Regions from separate parts of the Homo sapiens genome. Here region 2 is linked to region 1. A link is an interaction called in ENCODE POLR2A ChIA-PET data of the cell type or tissue named here. Cell type or tissue: K562. All regions are shown on one strand. Each heading gives the region's core, and the rest is flanking DNA. Links, peaks and the distances in the headings are about the cores only. Region 1 holds the start of AP2M1 (adaptor related protein complex 2 subunit mu 1). Region 2 overlaps ABCC5 (ATP binding cassette subfamily C member 5).

Evidence for each region. ChIA-PET counts read pairs that join two places held together with the same protein. Peaks named below come from ENCODE experiments on the same cell type or tissue, not always from the same donor. Only the 100,000 strongest peaks of a DNase experiment are listed, where the experiment ranks them.
Region 2: POLR2A ChIA-PET joins it to region 1 with 11 read pairs; 3 of 35 experiments call an interaction of 5 or more read pairs at or near these places.

Annotation. Positions count from the first base shown.
Region 1 is chr3:184,170,243-184,178,569 of GRCh38, forward strand. It overlaps DVL3 (dishevelled segment polarity protein 3), which reads left to right. Exons shown (of 15, transcript NM_004423.4): 15 at 77-3,372. The coding sequence ends at 513. It overlaps AP2M1 (adaptor related protein complex 2 subunit mu 1), which reads left to right and starts at 4,613. Exons shown (of 12, transcript NM_004068.4): 1 at 4,613-4,717; 2 at 6,709-6,825. The coding sequence starts at 6,752. RefSeq lists enhancers at 1,299-1,593, 4,661-4,730, 6,263-7,218 and silencers at 4,941-4,990, 7,059-7,353. In K562, for the core only: no CTCF peak of the experiment used is centred there; DNase peaks (open chromatin) are centred at 1,519, 4,519 and 6,439; H3K4me3 peaks cover 2,625 bases.
Region 2 is chr3:183,971,573-183,979,899 of GRCh38, forward strand. ABCC5 (ATP binding cassette subfamily C member 5) reads right to left here. Exons shown (of 30, transcript NM_005688.4): 9 at 6,931-7,079; 10 at 5,945-6,052; 11 at 1-347. Among named protein-coding and RNA genes, the nearest start is that of ABCC5-AS1, 31 kb to the right of the region's middle. In K562, for the core only: no CTCF peak of the experiment used is centred there; DNase peaks (open chromatin) are centred at 4,499 and 6,019.

The sequences.
Region 1 (8,327 bases), core at 1-8,000:
GGAAGGCTATAGGTGGGCCCCAGGCTTCCCCCGCCCGCTCAGCCTGCCCCACCCCGGCCCTGTTTGCCTCCTACAGGCAGTCGGAGCAGTGGCTCCAACCGTAGCGGCAGCGATCGGAGGAAGGAGAAGGACCCGAAGGCCGGGGACTCCAAGTCCGGGGGCAGCGGCAGCGAATCGGACCACACCACACGCAGCAGCCTGCGGGGGCCGCGGGAGCGGGCGCCCAGCGAGCGCTCAGGGCCGGCGGCCAGCGAGCACAGCCACCGCAGCCACCATTCCCTGGCCAGCAGCCTTCGCAGCCACCACACACACCCGAGCTACGGTCCTCCCGGAGTGCCCCCTCTCTACGGCCCCCCCATGCTGATGATGCCCCCGCCGCCCGCGGCCATGGGGCCCCCAGGAGCCCCTCCGGGCCGCGACCTGGCCTCAGTGCCCCCGGAACTGACCGCCAGCAGACAGTCCTTCCGCATGGCCATGGGAAACCCCAGTGAGTTCTTTGTGGATGTGATGTGAGCAGGGCCCCTCCCCCAGCTCCATTCCGCTCCCACCCCAGCCGGCTGCGTTCCTCTCTCCATCCGTCCGTCTTTTTTACTTTGTCTGGTACCTGAAAGGGAAATAAAAGGAACTAAATCCAGGTGCGCTAACTGCTCGCAGGGTGCTGCGAGGGTGGGGTGCACCTACCGATTGGCTCTGCAGCCCCCTAACCTGCCTCTGGCCCCAGTTCGTTTCCTCTGCCCACTAATCCCTGCGCAGGACTTCCCAGGACCCCTTTTGTCTCTGGGACCAGACTTGTTGGTGCTACCCCTTACTCCCCTCTGCAACCCCCATTTTGGGAGTTGACCCCAGCAATGACCTTGGTGGCACGCTCACTCCCTCATTCTCTCGTTTCCCCTTTAGCTCCCTTTCACCATTTATTCAGCTACATCATCCCTCTATTAACCCCACCCCATCAGGCACGTGTGCAAACCTCTTGACTTTACCCCACATTACTGAAACCAAAATATATTTGCTTCATCTGCCCCTACTAACCATCCCCCTGCCTGCTGCCTCAGTCCTGCAACCTAAAGCTGTAGTCGCCTCCAATAGCCATCCATGCCATCCCTGCCTGTGCCTAGATCAGAGGCCCAGAGGGCCCCCTCAGTTGCCTGAGCAGCTGGTGGCTTCCAGGGAGCATCTCTGCTCTACCCCTGCCCCATGCCTGCCCTGCGTGCTGGTTCCTTCAGACCCCTAACCCTACTAACCAGCAGGCTCATCTCACCTCCAGGCCTGAAACATTTCTTTTCTTTCTTTTTTCCTCCCCCAATTTACCCTGGGCCTGGAGCAGCCAAGAATTTCGGGCTGTTTGACTTTCTGTGAGCCCCCAGCGAGGGGAGGCCCAGCCTCCGAGGAGACCAGGAACCCTGCTTCAGCAGCCCCTCAGGGCTTCCCAAGGATGTCCAGCCCCCACACCCACACGTTAACATAATGAGTCACTAGGCTTCTGGGGAGGGCCCAACTTCACCCATGCATGAGAGACTCTCCTCCTTTCCAGAGAGAATCGGATCGCACCACGTGTGGCAGCCTGCGGCGGGGGGAGGGGGGCCTCTTTAGCTCTCTTTATCTTTCTCTCTCACTCATGTATGCATACATGCACAGAGATGCATACACAGGTGCCTATGCAAGTTCATTTAAGCCTCAGGGCTGGTCCCTGCCCAAAGGGCTGGACCCTCCTAATCCTCTCCTAGGTTGTGGGGCTGGTCCCCTGACACCCTTCTCCCCTTCCTGGTAGACCTTAAACCTCGCACACATGTCCCCAGCATTTTCTCACCTGGATAAAGCCCATAAGCTGGGTCTCAGGCTGGGCTCAGCAAAGGACTCGCCTTGCAACCGACAGGCCATTCCCACCCCCACACACAACCTCCCCTGTTTTCACATTCACCATGGCATCCCAGAGCAAGGACACAGGAGCCCACAGGCCAGTTGAGGTTGGGCAAGGAGACTTCCAGGACTTCCAGACAGAGTACCAGGTTTTATTTTTCACCTTATTCTCTACTTTAAACAAATCATAACTTTCTCTTTAAGCCTCTGCTATAAATTCTCCTGGCTCTCCTGGGCTTCCATATTTTGGGGGCTGGGGTGTCAAAAGTGAGATGAAGTTCTTAGCTCCAGGTTTTGGGGTAAACCAAGGTAGGAACATTTTGGCATTTATTTCAATTAACAATACTTCCTTGGACGGGTGCGGTGGCTCACGTCTGTAATCCCAGCACTTTGGGAGGCTGAGACAGGTGGATCACTTGAGGTCGGGAGTTCGAGACCAGCCTGGCCAACATAGCAAAACCCTGTCTCTACTAAAAATACAAAAATTAGATGGGTGTTTTGGCACCTGCCTGTAATCTCAGCTACTCAGGAGGCTGAGGCACAAGAATCGCTTGAATCCAGGAAGCAAGCGGAGGTTGCAGTGAGTTGAGATCGCACTCCAGCCTGGGTGACAGAGTGAGATTCTGTCTCAAAAGCAAACTAACAAAGAAAAACAATACTTCCTGGGGTTTTGGTGTGCAGAGGGCTTTGTTGGAAGTGTGACTCAATCTTGCCTGCCTTCTGGGAGCTCTAGAATTGTTCCCAACCCAGTCCATGGCTTCTAGCCACCACTACAGGGCTGTTTCATGTACTTCTCTCTCTGACTCTGTCTTGTCCGACTCTCTTGAGAATTTCTCAACGATTGCTCATGCCTGTCAGTATCAGTGCTTCCATCGTTCCATCTTTGATTCACTTCTCTTTCCTTTCTATTTACTCCCAAAATGGAGTCATTCATCCTGATGTCCTCAATTGCTGCTGATATGCTGGTGATTCCCAAATACATAGCTCCAACCCCCAACTTCCCCCAGACTTTAGATCTGTATTGGTATTACCTACTGGACATCTCTATGGACAGTTCCGTATAGACTCAACTCATCTGCCCAACCAAGTATGTTCCTCCTGAATTCCTCTCCTGGTTACTTCATCACAATCTACATAGGCTCACCAGCTAGAAACATTTATGAGCTTACATTCCTTCTTCCCATATCTTATCAGCATATCATATCCATTTCACTCCAACACTCTGTCTTGAATTTGGCCCTCCCTCTCCCCTCTCTACTTTAATTCATTGGAGCATGGGATTTGGAGTTAGGTGGTTTTGGGTTTGAATTCCAGCTCTACTATTTTTGGTTGTGTGATAGAGTTATTTAACCTCTCTGAGCCTCAGTTCCCTCGTATGTAAAATGATGATAATAATACCTACCTCACAGGGTTGTTGTGAGGATTTAAATTAGATATTGTACGAAAAGTGCCTAGCACAGTGCCTGGCACACAGTAGAGTAGGTGCTCAATAAATGGTAGCTATTATTATTATTATTTTATCATTATTATTATTTACTCTAAATTGGTAGCAGTTTAGGGTATTTTTGGAAGATAAAGCTTTTGCAAAGGTAGAAGTGAAGCCTTGAGTGCTGGTTCAAAAATTAGAAGTGCCTGTATTCAGTCACTTAATGACTTCAGGCCGTGACTATGATGTGAGAGAGGTCAGATCTTCATCCTGCCACATCGTGGCTTCTGGCTGGAGGCTGGGAAGGACTGTAACATTTGCAACCAGATCTGTCCTTTCTTGCCCTTCCTTCCTCCCATGACAGGCGTAGTCCTGCCCAAGGAAGGCAGCAGTTTATCTCTGCCTACAGAAAGAGAAGAGCCAACAGATTTTCTTAAGACTCTGCAAGAACCAAGCAGGCCTTTCATGTGTGAGGGTTGGGTCTGTCTCCTCAGCTTGGATGTAAAGATTCTGTTTATCAAAGAGGGGATTTCAAATCCCATGTCAAACTAAATTCAACTCTTCGAACGTCTTCTAAGCAACATATATGCCTGTCACTAGAAGGCATACACAGTCGCATAGGTATAGCTAAGGAGAACATCGGCTCGTTCATGAAAAGCTGTAGCTGACCTCCGGGAAGAGTGTACAGTCATGGACTTATTTGTGAAAAGGTTTAGTTTCTTCCAAGTAGTCGCCTCCTTCCTCCCCGCTCCTCTCCTTGGGTCTTGATCCCTTGGAAAAAGCTCATGTCCGGAACAAATATATGAGAAAAGCTTGAGAGAATCAGAGGTAGTGTTAGAAAGCAGTAAATTCAGCACAAACACTTCTACTGCCCAGTTGTATTTATTTGTGTGTAAAGTGAGGACAGCCAGTCCTGGGACTCTGGAGACAGAAAAGGCCTACAGCAATCCAAGGCTTAACAGATGTGCTTCCACAAATGGCATTAATATCCCAAAGCTCTCCAGAACACAAATAGGAACAGGAGGAAGTGCAGGGACTACAATTCCCAGAGCGCTCAGTGAAAAAAAAAAAAAAAAAAAAAAAAAAAAAAAAAATGAGGCGGGTGGAGCGGTGTATGCTGGAATGTGTATTTCTGGTAGGGCCGACTAAGGCCACGCCTACCCCTTCCTGAGGCGGGGGCGGTTTCTCGAAGGCAGTCGGTAGTTGTAGTTTTGCTAAACCTAGAGCGCTTCAAATTGCAAGCAAGGAGGCCGCGAGGCCTGACGGGATTTGTAGTCGGCGCTAGACGCCGGCGCGCACGCGCAGCCGGGGCCGGGGCGGGGCGGCGGCACTGCGGTGAAAGCCGAGGCAGCGGGCAGACGAGCAGGGGGCGGGCGGACATCTTGGGATCCGGAGAGTGGCCGGGCCGGCAGAGCAGGGGGCCGAGGACACCAGGTGAGCCGGGGATCTGGCCTTATGGCGTGGAGGAGGACGCTGCGGGTCGTCTGCCTCGCCGCGCAGCTTTGTCCTGCCCTGCACTGAGCTGGCGGAAAGCTGCCCACACCCGGGAGTGGCTTCAGCCTTCGGACCCGGGAGCTAGCTGACGGTGGGGCGGGGGCGCCCGGGGCGCGATTGCAGGGCTGGCGGGGAGCGGTGCCCTCCACCTGACCCGCCTGGCGCCTCCCATGAGAGGGATACCGCTTGGAATCCTCCCAGAGCAGGAACGCTGCGCAGCGCCCCCTCCCTAGGATCGTGCCAACCCCCTACCCCTCCGCGCAAGGACAATTTCCCCGTCTCGTAGGACAGTGACACCCCTTTGTGCCGCCGCCTTGCACCGTGACAGGTCTCACGCCATGCGGCACCCCCTCCTCTTAGTTCAGTGGCACCCCGCGGCTCTTCTTCCTTAGACCTGTGACAGCCCCCGCACCCCCATGGCACCATCTTTTCCCACAATGTCCTCCCCAAGGCGAAAAGCCTACCACCCTCTCATTACTCTGCACCTGAACCCCAAGCAGGCTCTGTCTCCCCAGCTTTCCCTTATTCACCACTGTCAGTTCCCCCGGCCGGTTTTTCCTTCTTAAAGCCTTGACCTTTTCCATACTGGAAACCCTTACCTTTACGTTCACTCCACCAGCCCAGTTTGCTGCTGTGGGCTCACCTGAGGACGCTGCCTGGCTTTCACTGAAGGTCTTTCCCCTTAACTAAATGTTCCATTCTTGCCCAAGGCCCCCCTCTGGTTCTCGGGTGCCCTTCGCTACCTACCACTCGATACCTGTGGACTTGGTGCTTTGCCCCAGGCTCTACCTCCATTTTGCATCTCCTCTCCCAGCCTGTTTGGGACTGAGGGATGGGATGAGTCCACCACCTTGAGAGACCGCTCACCCCTCTGGAAGACCTTGACAGCCACAGGAAAAGGCTTTATTTTCCAGTTTAGAAAAGTCCTCTAAAGTACTCCCTGTGAAATTAATACCAGGGCTAATCCAGGAAATCTAAAACCAAATTAATGCCTTTTCTCAAACAGTCTAAATTAATTTGACCCAAATAATTTGGATAATTCAGGCATCCTGACATCCCTGCTTCTTGCTTATAGGCACCCAGGCCAGAAATGAGTTACTTCATGGGCCTGGAATCACGATTTCAGATGGAAGGATTTCTTAATTTTATGAGCCTGCGCCACCCCCACCCCCCAGTCCTTATTTTTATTGCATTCCAGAGCTTTTTGAAAGGGGGGTGGTAATCAGAAATAACTGTAATAAGCAGCTTGGGTGATGGAAGTGTAGTCTGCCAGCCCTAGGACCTTCCTCCTGTGCCCTTTGCCTGCTTATTCCACTGCCTGGAAGAGGTTAAGCCACACTCCCGGGTCCACATTAGGGCCTAAGGGCTCCCTTCTCTTCTCCTTATACCCTTTCCTGGAATGTTTGAATTCTGTGAATTAGAGTGCCGGAAGTTCAGGCCCTGCGACCTTCTCTGAAGGGTAGTGGAGCCCAAGAGACTGGATGCTCTAAAGGTTATGCCTGGGGGCCCCAGGCCTGAACCAACTGGAGTAATGCCTACCGCCATTCCTGCAGCCGCAGGCAGGCAGGCAAGCCTTAGTGAGTCACTGGCGGGAGCCCGAGAGTCTGCACAGGAGGGGGCCGAAAAGGATCATTCCTGAGCTCAGTGCTGGGGAGAGGGGGCGGGGGTTACTGATGCTCAGCCCCAGGAAAGGGAGGGTCAAAATGGCCTTAGAATCCTGGGCCTAATCTCTCTCTGTTTCTTTCTCCCATCTAGTGTGGAATAAACAGGAACTGGAGCCTGGCTGAGGGGAGGGGCATGTCTGGGAGGGCTGCAGGGTCACTTACTAAAGGGTTGAGTCAGGAAAGAAGCTCCAGTGACCTGCACAGCTCCACAGGGGATGTTGGCAGCGATTCTGAGGTCTTCTTTTACCCTGCCCCCGCCTGTCCTAGGTCTGTTCTCAGAGCGATGGGCCGCGGAGACTGATCTGCCGCCATGATTGGAGGCTTATTCATCTATAATCACAAGGGGGAGGTGCTCATCTCCCGAGTCTACCGAGATGACATCGGGTGAGTCCCCTGGCGGAGCCAGCTGTGCCCCACCACTCCAGCCCCCCAGCCCCAGCATACAGGATTAGGTCTTTTCCCACCATTGGCTTGACTTGGGCCACCCTGACCCCTGGCTGCACCCTGGAAGCTCAGCTAGTGTAGCCTGGCTCCCATTAGGTCTGGTGGTATTGGCCCGGCAGCCAGCCTGCCAGCCCCTAGGTGGGACCTGTGGAATGGCATGGTCCCACAGCTTTAGGAACTCCTTCCCTTCCTGCATCCTGTTTCTCTAGTTACAGTGCCTTTGCCCAGGCTGGTGAATTCCTTCTTTGAGGAGGAGGAGGAGAAATGTCTCCAGTGGGTGGGGTTAGTGGCCACGCTGGAGGCACTAATCCATCTAAGCCTTGCTCTCAGAAGCCCTTCCCATATCAAACGCCTTCACTGGATTCTGTTGAAAGCCCCTCCAGGCTGCCCAATCCTCTCCTGCTCCCTTTCTCAGGAGTCGTCAGGCTGCTGACTCAGCTGTCTTCAGTTCCTCTGGCCCATTCCCTGGGGAGTGGCTGGAAGCGTGAGGCACTCTCTGGGTCACTGTGGGAGGGCAGGGAAGCCATGCTACCCTCTCAGTAGACCCAGAGCAGCTCCATATCCTGGGCCTTCACACAGAGCCACAGCCTGCCTTCTCATTCTGCGCCCCCTTGCACGCCCTTGTTCTTTGCGACTGAAGGGACCTATCCTAGCCTCCGAGGCGCTAAAGAGTAGGCTCCTCTGGTTCCTGCTGCCTGTTTTTCTTCCTCAGAGAGCTTGAGATAAAGTCACAGAATGGGCCTGTGGCAGTGCTCTTCATTTGGCTCCCTGGCTGATGGGCTGGCTTGGCCCTTGCGGGCGTTTGTCCATTGGCTGGTGGTGTGGCATGAGCTAGAGCTGCAGCTGTGGCAAGGCCTGGCCTGTCTGAACCTGGCTGGCTACACCCCCCACCCCAGACCCCCTCCTGCCTTGGATGGACTGGGCAAGCCAAGGCCAGGTCACACGCCGCCTTGCCTGTCTTGTCTGCTTCTGCCTCACGGTGTGTGCCGCCCTCCCGGTGTGTTGTGTGTCTAACCCTCTCTCTCGTTGCTATCACTCTCCTCTTCTTGCTGGCGTCATTTCTCTCATCCCATCTCATTGGCTGCCGTAGCAATAGGTAAGCGGCCTCTCAAGCTGCTGCCCAGGTACAGGTGGGTGGGGGCCTGCCCCCATCGTTTTCCTGCATCCTTTTTCATTCCCTCAACTTGCTCTGGAGTTGGATCCTGGGCAAGAATGGGTAGCACAATTCCATGGCCCCTTGGTACTTCTCCCTCCTTTGTGACTTCTGAAGCCATGCTGGCTTTGTCTAACATCTGGAGGAGTCGGCCCTCCCCACTGGTGGGATCACTAGCGGGAGGACTGAAGAAGCAGTGTCTCTTTCTGTCCTGGACCTGGGAGCTTACAGGGAAGCTAGATAAAGCTGGGAAATTAGGGCCAGCCCTGGGAGTAAGGAATATCTGTCT
Region 2 (8,327 bases), core at 299-8,298, 200 kb before region 1:
TCCAGATCGATGCTGTGCAGTGTCCTCTGTAAGCGCAGGTGGCCCAGGTGGATGTGCTTGCCTTCTTCCTCTTCGGGACTGGGCCGCTCGTCACTGTCCAGGAGGAGGTGGCCTTTCTGCTCTGCCAGCACCGCCTGATGCTCAGTGCGCTGCAGCTGCCTCACCTTCTCTTTCTTGCCCCTGGAAGCCCTCTTGTCTTTTTTCATTTTGGGGGTCAGCTTGGGCGAGTTCTGGATACTGGAGTGGGAGGAGTCCCATGCCAAGGTGGCATTTTTCATCTCTATCTTGATGTGAGGACTGGCTGGTTTGTTCTTTATCATGTGAACCTCTTCCATTAGAAACAAACTCTGATAGGAGTTGTGAGAGAGGTGCAAAGATGAGACACTGGATCAAGACCAGGGAGACAAGCCTAGGGCGTACACTCACGTAGCAAAACACATCAGGCTATACAGTGGAAGGAAGCTGAAGGGCAAAAGGTAGCTCATTAGTGCAGCCCAATCTCAGGCCCATCAAGGGGTCACGGGAGTGTGGGGCAACCTCAAGAGGTCCAGGGGCCTTATCAATGACCCAATATTCCACATGACAAATTACATGCTAAACTGCCTTTCCCCCTCAGCCAGCCTAAAGCGGACCTAATGACATTTAACTGACTGGCACGTAGCCCCTTGTTCTAAGGAGTAGTAAAAAGCAGGTAGGAAAAGCAAAGGGCATGCTGACCTCCAGTACAGATGCTCACTACGTGTTTTCCTTCCAGACCCCTCCTGCAGAATGCCAAAGCCTGCCCACTTCCCACACTCACAGCGCCGCATGTATCTAGGAGTAGAGACTGTCACAGGCTTACATTGCTACCGTCAGAAAAGAGTATCTAAAGTTTCATCTACCGCAGAGAACATCTTCTTGCCAAGAAACTCTCATGTCTTCAAAGCCTTGCCTTGGAACTTGAGAGTTCAAACAACCAAAGGAACAGGCTTGCATGGAAGTGAAGGGTATCTCCCTGAGAAACAACCCTTGGGAAGAGAACAAGACACTTTCCTCCCACTCATTCCCAGAGACCCCTGAGTTATGTTAAAAGAAAAATAATTTTTTTTTTGAGATGGAGTCTCGCTCTGTTGCCCAGATAGGAGTGCAGTGGCACGATCTCGACTCACTGCAACCTCCACCTCCCAGGTTCAAGAGATTCTGATGCCTCAGCCTCCCAAGTAGCTGAAATTACAGGCACGTGCCACCATGCCCGGCTAATTTTTGTATTTTTTTGTAGAGATGGGGTTTCACTATGTTGGCCAGGCTGGTCTTGAGCTCCTGGGCTCAAGTGATCTGCCTGCCTCAGCCTCCCAAAGTGCTGGGATTACAGGCGTGAGCCACCGCACCCAGCTGAAGAATGAACTCTTGAAGAGGGAAATGTTTCTGAAATTAAGATGTAAAACACTGATCACAATAAATCACAGCCCAGGATTTTCCCGTAAGACTTTGAATCCACTTTTTTTTTTTTTTTTTTTTGGTGAGATGGAGTCTCGCTGTGTCGCCCAGGCTGGAGTGCAGTGGTGCAATCTCGGCTCATTGCAAGCTCCGCCTCCTGAGTTCACGCCATTTTCCTGCCTCAGCTTCCCGAGTAGCTGGGACTACAGGTGCCCGCCACCACGCCTGGCTAATTTTTTGTATTTTTAGTAGAGACAGGGTTTCACTATATTAGCCAGGATGTCTAGATCTCCTGACCTCGTGATCCACCCGCCTCAGCCTCCCAAAGTGCTGGGATTACAGGTGTGAGCCACCTTCTAACAATCCTCTTAAGCCAGTGATCTTCTCTACAGAATGCTATACCAGTTGGATTCACAGTATGATTTAAAATATATTTATCTTAATTTAAAAAAATTTTAAACATTACAAAATCTTTAGAGAAAAGATAGCTTTTAGGGTCAGGACCCTCCTTAGTTACTGAGAACCCCCCAGCTATCTTAAAGTTTGCAGGTGCTATTAAATATCATACATAATCCCTCTCCCCAAAAACAAACCCTTTCTCTCTTAGATTCTAAACTTCTAAGCTCTCCCTTAAGCCCCCGTCTCCCATTCATCCCTGATCCTATCTTCCCCGAAGTGTCATGATTCTAAACTTCTGAGATAATCTTCACTCTCGAGTAACCTTAGGTGTGGCCCCCGCTTGCTGAAATGGCTGCTGCTTTCATTTGTTCAAAGCCTTCCTGAGAGATTGAACTAAGAGTAACATGCCAAACATTTTGATCACCTTCACAGAGTAAAACCACATGCCGACAGAATTTCCATCATTTCTCTCCCTTAAAGAGTTATTCAAAGGATGAAGGTCTTTTAGGCCTCAATGAACTATTAAGAAACATGCCAGTACCTACTGGTTTTCACAGCTCCAGCCCCATGTTTCCTTCCTACTCCCCGCAGCCTTACCCTCCCTTCTACCAGGAGAGTTTCGGCTTCAGATCACTCTGCCCTGACGTGCTAAGAGGCAGAGAAGGGCCTCCCCATACTTGAACTTGTATCTACTTGAATTTGCACCTGTCAGAACAACAGAATCTTAGATATAACATAAACCTATAACCATATAAACCTATAAACCATAAGCCTCAACTTTATCACAGGACACTGACCATGAAAACACTATTCATTCACTAGAAGAATCAAATCAGAATGAATCTGTTGAGAACAGAAGAGGGGACTACTCACAGGGTTGCCAGATAAATATAAGATGCCCAGTTAAATTAATTAATTAATGTATTTATTTATTTTTTGAGACAGGATCTCACTCTGTCACCCAGGCTGGAATGCAGTGGCGCAATCTCAGCTCACTGCAACCTCTGCCTCCCAGGTTCATGCCATTCTCCTGTGTCAGCCCTCCTGAGTAGCTGGGATTACAGGTGCCCACCACCACACCCAGCTAATTTTTGTATTTTTAGTAGAGACGGGGTTTCATAATGTTGGCCAGGCTGGTCTCGAACTCCTGGCCTCAAGAGATCCACCTGCTCAGCCTCCCAAAGTGCTTAGGATTACAGGCGTGAGCCACCATGCCGGGCCCCCGTTAAATTTAATTCCAGAAAAACAATAATAATTTTTCAGTATAAGTATATTCCATGCAGTATTTCACTGGGTGTCCTGTGTCTGTATTTGCTAGAGCAAGCCACCCTATTCCACTGGTGACAATCAGTGCAGCTTCACACTGCCTTTCTACAGGTTATCAAATCAATAAATTACAGGTTACATAAATAAATTTTATATCTCTTTTCCTATTCTTTATGCATACTACCCAACAGGAAGCAACAAGTTCTCCTGCCATATGCACTTGCAGGGTAGGTGAAATAGAGAAAAGACTATACTTGCAAATCTGTCAGATCTCCAACTCCAATTTAAAAAAGAAAGAAAGAAAATGATGTAAAACAAGACACAGGGTGAAAAGCAGGGCTCTGCAACATCGTCAGTGAGTTTCAAGGTCTGTAAAATGAATCAAAGAAGCAAGTCTCATCCTTGTTATTCTATATTCCATCTTCTAAAAATGATGAGAGGGCAGATGCTTTTGGGGAGATACAATCCCAGGAACAGTTCTGTTGTTTTCAAAAGGCTGCCTTAGATGGTCCCCCAAGATTGAGGCAAACTTCCTTTAACGTACTCAGAAACATAATAAACAGTTGCCTTACACCTAAAAAACAGCCCCCCAACCCTCATAAAGTCAATGTAATTCTAATTAATAGACATCTGAAGATAAGAAGAAAGAACCGGCTTAGAGTTCGGGAGGAATTAAGTAATAAACACTCGTTATCTTTTTTTTTCTGAGACAGAGTCTCGCTGTGTTGCCCAGGCTGGAGTGCAGTGGCGCGATCTCGACTCATGGCAACCCCTACCTCCCAGGTTCAAGCGATTCTCCTGCCTCAGCCTCCCGAGTAGCTGGGACTACAGGCACACACCACCACACCTGGCTAATTTTTTGGATTTTTAGTAGAGACAGGGTTTTACCATGTTGGCCAGGCTGGTCTTGAACTCCTGACCTCAAGTGATCCAACCACCTCAGCCTCCCAAAGTGTTGGGATTACAGGCGTGAGCCACCAAGGCTGGCCATAAATACTTGTTATCTTGTGCCAAGCATCTAATTAAAAAAAGAATAACAAGGAAAAAAAGAGACTGAGACCACCAAGAGAAGTAAGATAGAAGGGGTCTAAAGTCTCATGGGGCATCAAATAGAGCTGTGGGTGGTGCTGCTTCTACTATTAATTCTGAGGCTTCCTGGAGAGAGGAGGGACCTATGATGTGAAAGCCACCTGCTAATCCAAGTCCTCACTAATAAGCAGGAGATGAGAGCCCTCGAAAAACAAGGGGAGGACCAACCTACACTACATGCCCTTACTTTATCCAAAGTGCTACCAAATCCATTCACTAACAAGAATATAGAAATGAACAGCAGGGAGAACTTATGGTCAAACATTTGCTTTCATCCACGACTGGTTATTGCGGATTCAGCAAAATAAAGCTCTGAGTCCCATTAGGCCATTTTTTTTCATATGACTCAGCTCTTGGTTTTCTAAGAAGTGGCCACGTTGGGGTGGGGGAGGGGCACATTCGAAGACTAGCTTTCTTCCTTTCTCTCTTCTCTCCTTCCTTCCTTCTCTCTCTTCCCTCCCTCCCTTCCTTTTTCTTTCTTCTCTTTTTGTAAGAAACAAACAAACAACAACAAAAAAAAACAAAAACACAGATAAGAGTCTCATTCTGTTGCCCAGGCTGGAGTGCAGTGCCATGATCATAACTCACTGCAGGCTCGACCTCCTGGGCTCAAGCAATCTTCCCACCTCAGCCCCCCGGGTAGCTAGGACTGTGGGCGCACACCACTGCACCTGGCTATTTTTTTATTTTTTTGTAGAGACGGGGTCTTGCTGTGTTGCCCAGGCTGGTCTTGAACTCCTGGGCTCAAGTGAGCCACCTGCCTCAGCCTCCCAAAGAGCTGGGATTACAGGTGTGAGCCACCACACCCAGCCAGGACTAGCTTTCTTGACCAAATAAAAGTCACCCGGTCAACTGTAAACAAGTAGAATACAAACAAATCTCGGGAACTGAGTTTCCATGTTTCTTAAGAAGAAAATCCAATTTGTTTTCTCCTGAACCTCCAAGATGATTATATTCATCCCTCAAACATGTGAGCTTCAAGCCTTCACATCACCAAAATTGCTTTCTTATTCCTCTCACTGGCCAATAAAGACAAGCAGGGACATAGGAGCTAATCTATGCAGTGGCAACATCAAGGAATTCCAGCCCACATGGCATCCCTTTTTTTGTTAAGTATTAACCACTATCAAATATCTATTTCTCTCCACCCTCCCAAATATACTCCCTTTTGTATCATGTATGTGTAGTATTCTGAAGGAACAAAGAACACAGCCAAGGTATGATCAACTAACCACCTGCAAGAAAAGAAGCTGAGACTTACTTAACTGCACTTCTCAACATGACCTAGTTTTATGACTATTTCCATGTAACTGCTTTCCCTGCATCGTGAGTAGCACCACAGGGCAGGAAAAAGAAAGTATCAAAAAGGATTCAGCATGTCAATCAATCAAAGTGACAGTAGCAAAGATCAAGGGGAAGATGCCCCACAGTGCTGGTCTTCTAGGTTTAAGCCACTTCAAGGCCCAGTGAGTTGCGACACATCCATGTCAGGCCCAGGTGGAAGGGGCTAGCTCTAAAGGGGAACTCTGCAATCCTGGGAGCCCAGATCATGGCCGTTCACAAAAGGTAAAAATTCACATTAATTAAAAAAGGTGACAAGTCTCATCCCTCAATTCAGTCTCCTCCACTGCCCCCTTTTTCTTACCAACTTGCCAAAAGGCCAAAGCCAAGCTTAAGCCCAGTGAGGCCAGCCTGGGTGGCCCCTTGAACAGAGCCAGCAGTTAGTTGTGTGGGGAGGGCTCCTGACACGGGGGCAGGGGAAGGAGCCACTTACCTTAAATCTGTCAACAGCCACTGAGGCTTCTGAGAGGGACTTTACTGAAAACGGTGTTACTTTCAAAGCAAAAGTCATGGAATTGAAGACTGTCACCACTGTGAAAGCCTGAAAATAGGAGAAGAGAAGAAACTGTGCCTAATGATGCTATGCAACTGAAGTAACCTGACACCATGAATTTCCTCTCAGGCGCTAGGAAGGCTGCAACTTCACGGTCAGCTGTTATTACAAGTCAATTACATTTTTTTTTTTTTGAGACGGAGTCTCGCTCTGTCGCCCAGGCTGGAGTGCAGTGACACGATCTTGGCTCACTGCAACTTCCACCTCCCAGGTTCAAGCAATTCTCCTGCCTCAGCCTCCCGAGTAGCTGGGATTACAGGCATGCACCACTATGCCCAGCTAATTTTTGTATTTTTAGTAGAGACAGGGTTTCACCATGTTGGCCAGGCTGGTCTCAAACTTCTGACCTCAAGTGATCCGCCCGCCTCGGCCTCCCAAAGTGCTGGGATTACAGGCGTGAGCCACCATGCCTGGCCACATTTTTTTTTAAGTAGAGTTTTTGAGACCTTCAATTAAAATTGTCAGTAAATATGAACCACAGGATGATCTGTAATTTCAGAATTAAACTCAAACTTATGTTGACTAAAAACAACTCATACACTATTTGTGCATAAGGGCTGGCTCCCCACTCTTCTGCTTCTCAGCTTAATCCCATGAATGAAAAAATACCTACTAATTCTTGGGGGAACCTCCAGGTCCAGTAAGGAGAGGACCACAGCATCATCTCCATATGTGGTATTTTTTTTTTGTTTGTTTGTTTGTTTTGTTTTGAGATGGAGTCTTGCTCTGTCCCCCAGGCTGGAGTGCAATGGCATGATCTTGGCTCACTGTAACCTCCACCACCTGGGTTCAAGTGATTTTCCTGCCTCAGCCTCCAGCAAATGTGGTATTTCTAAAATGTTCCCCATCCCTGAGGGTTCCCTGACCTGTGCTGCTGTCAGATCGAAGCCCAGGGTCATATGAACAGAGAAGGTCACCACGCTGGCAATCACCACCACAATGGGAGCCACACCCACAGTGATGCTCTGGAAGTACCCAGCTTTTTCCAATATCCGACGCTCCTCCTCGCGGATTTCTATGAATAAAAAGCAAGCCAATTTCAAAGCAAGTTAAAAGAAGCCTAGGGATGTTGTTCCTCCACCTCCAAACAAGACTCTGTAGGTCTCCAGCCACCCTTCAACACCTATGACTATCAACTCTACCACTAAAGCTGGTATAAAAGGCTGAGGTTTGAAATGGATCAAGTGACAGGAATGAATCTAACAGAAAGCAGTCACTATGTATGAACTCAATCATCATCTTCTATGATACCTTTTTCTGATTCTTCTTGTAAATTTCTTAGGTTGAGAAGGAATGAACACATTAATTGTATCTATAATTGGCAGTTGTGTTTGCTTACCTGGTTGTTGTTGACTTTTTGCCTAAGGAATTAATAGGAAAGACAACACAATGGCACTGGAGAATTAAAAAGGGAGGGACTAAGAGGCCAGGTGCGGTGGCTCATGCCTATAATCCCAGTACTTTGGGAGGCCCAAAGCAGGGGGAATCACCTGAGGTCAGGTGTTCGAGACCAGCCTGGCCAACACGGCAAAACCCCGTCCCTGCTAAAAATACAAAAATTAGCCGGGTGTGGTAGTACACGCCTATGATCCCAGCTACTTGGGAGGCTGAGGCCGGAGAATTGCCTGAACCTGGGAGGTGGAAGTTGCAGTGCACCGAGATTGCACCGCTGTATTCCAGACTGGGTGACAAAGCCAGGCCTTATCTCAAAAAAAAAAAAAAAAGGGGCAGTGGGGAGGGAACTAACATTTCCCAGAGTGCCTGCTGTATGTTGGCAGTGGGATAGAAGCTTCCATATAAAAATGCAGTAATGACAACCGGAAGAAGATAGGTGAAATACAATTTCTATAGGCAGAATGATTTTTCTTAAATATTTGCAAAATCAACCCCCATATTAGCAAAGCAACCATAGTGTACTGAAGACCGTGGAGCAGGAAGCAGAACAATAAGATACTTTTTTTTCAGACGAGGTCTCGCTCTGTTGCTCAGGCTGGAGTGCAGTGGCACAATCACGGCTCACCGCAGCCTCAACCTCCATGGCTCAAGTGATCCTCCCATCTTAGCCTCCCAAGTAGCTGGGACCACAGATGTGCACTACCATGCCCAGTTATGTTTTATTTTTTGTAGAGAGGAGGTCTCAGTACGTTGTCCAGGCTGGTCTTGAACTCCTGGGCTCTAGTGATCCTGTCTCTCCTTCCAAAGCGTGGAGACTAAAGGCATGAGCCACCTCGCCCGGCCAATACTTTTTTTTTTTTTAAGACGG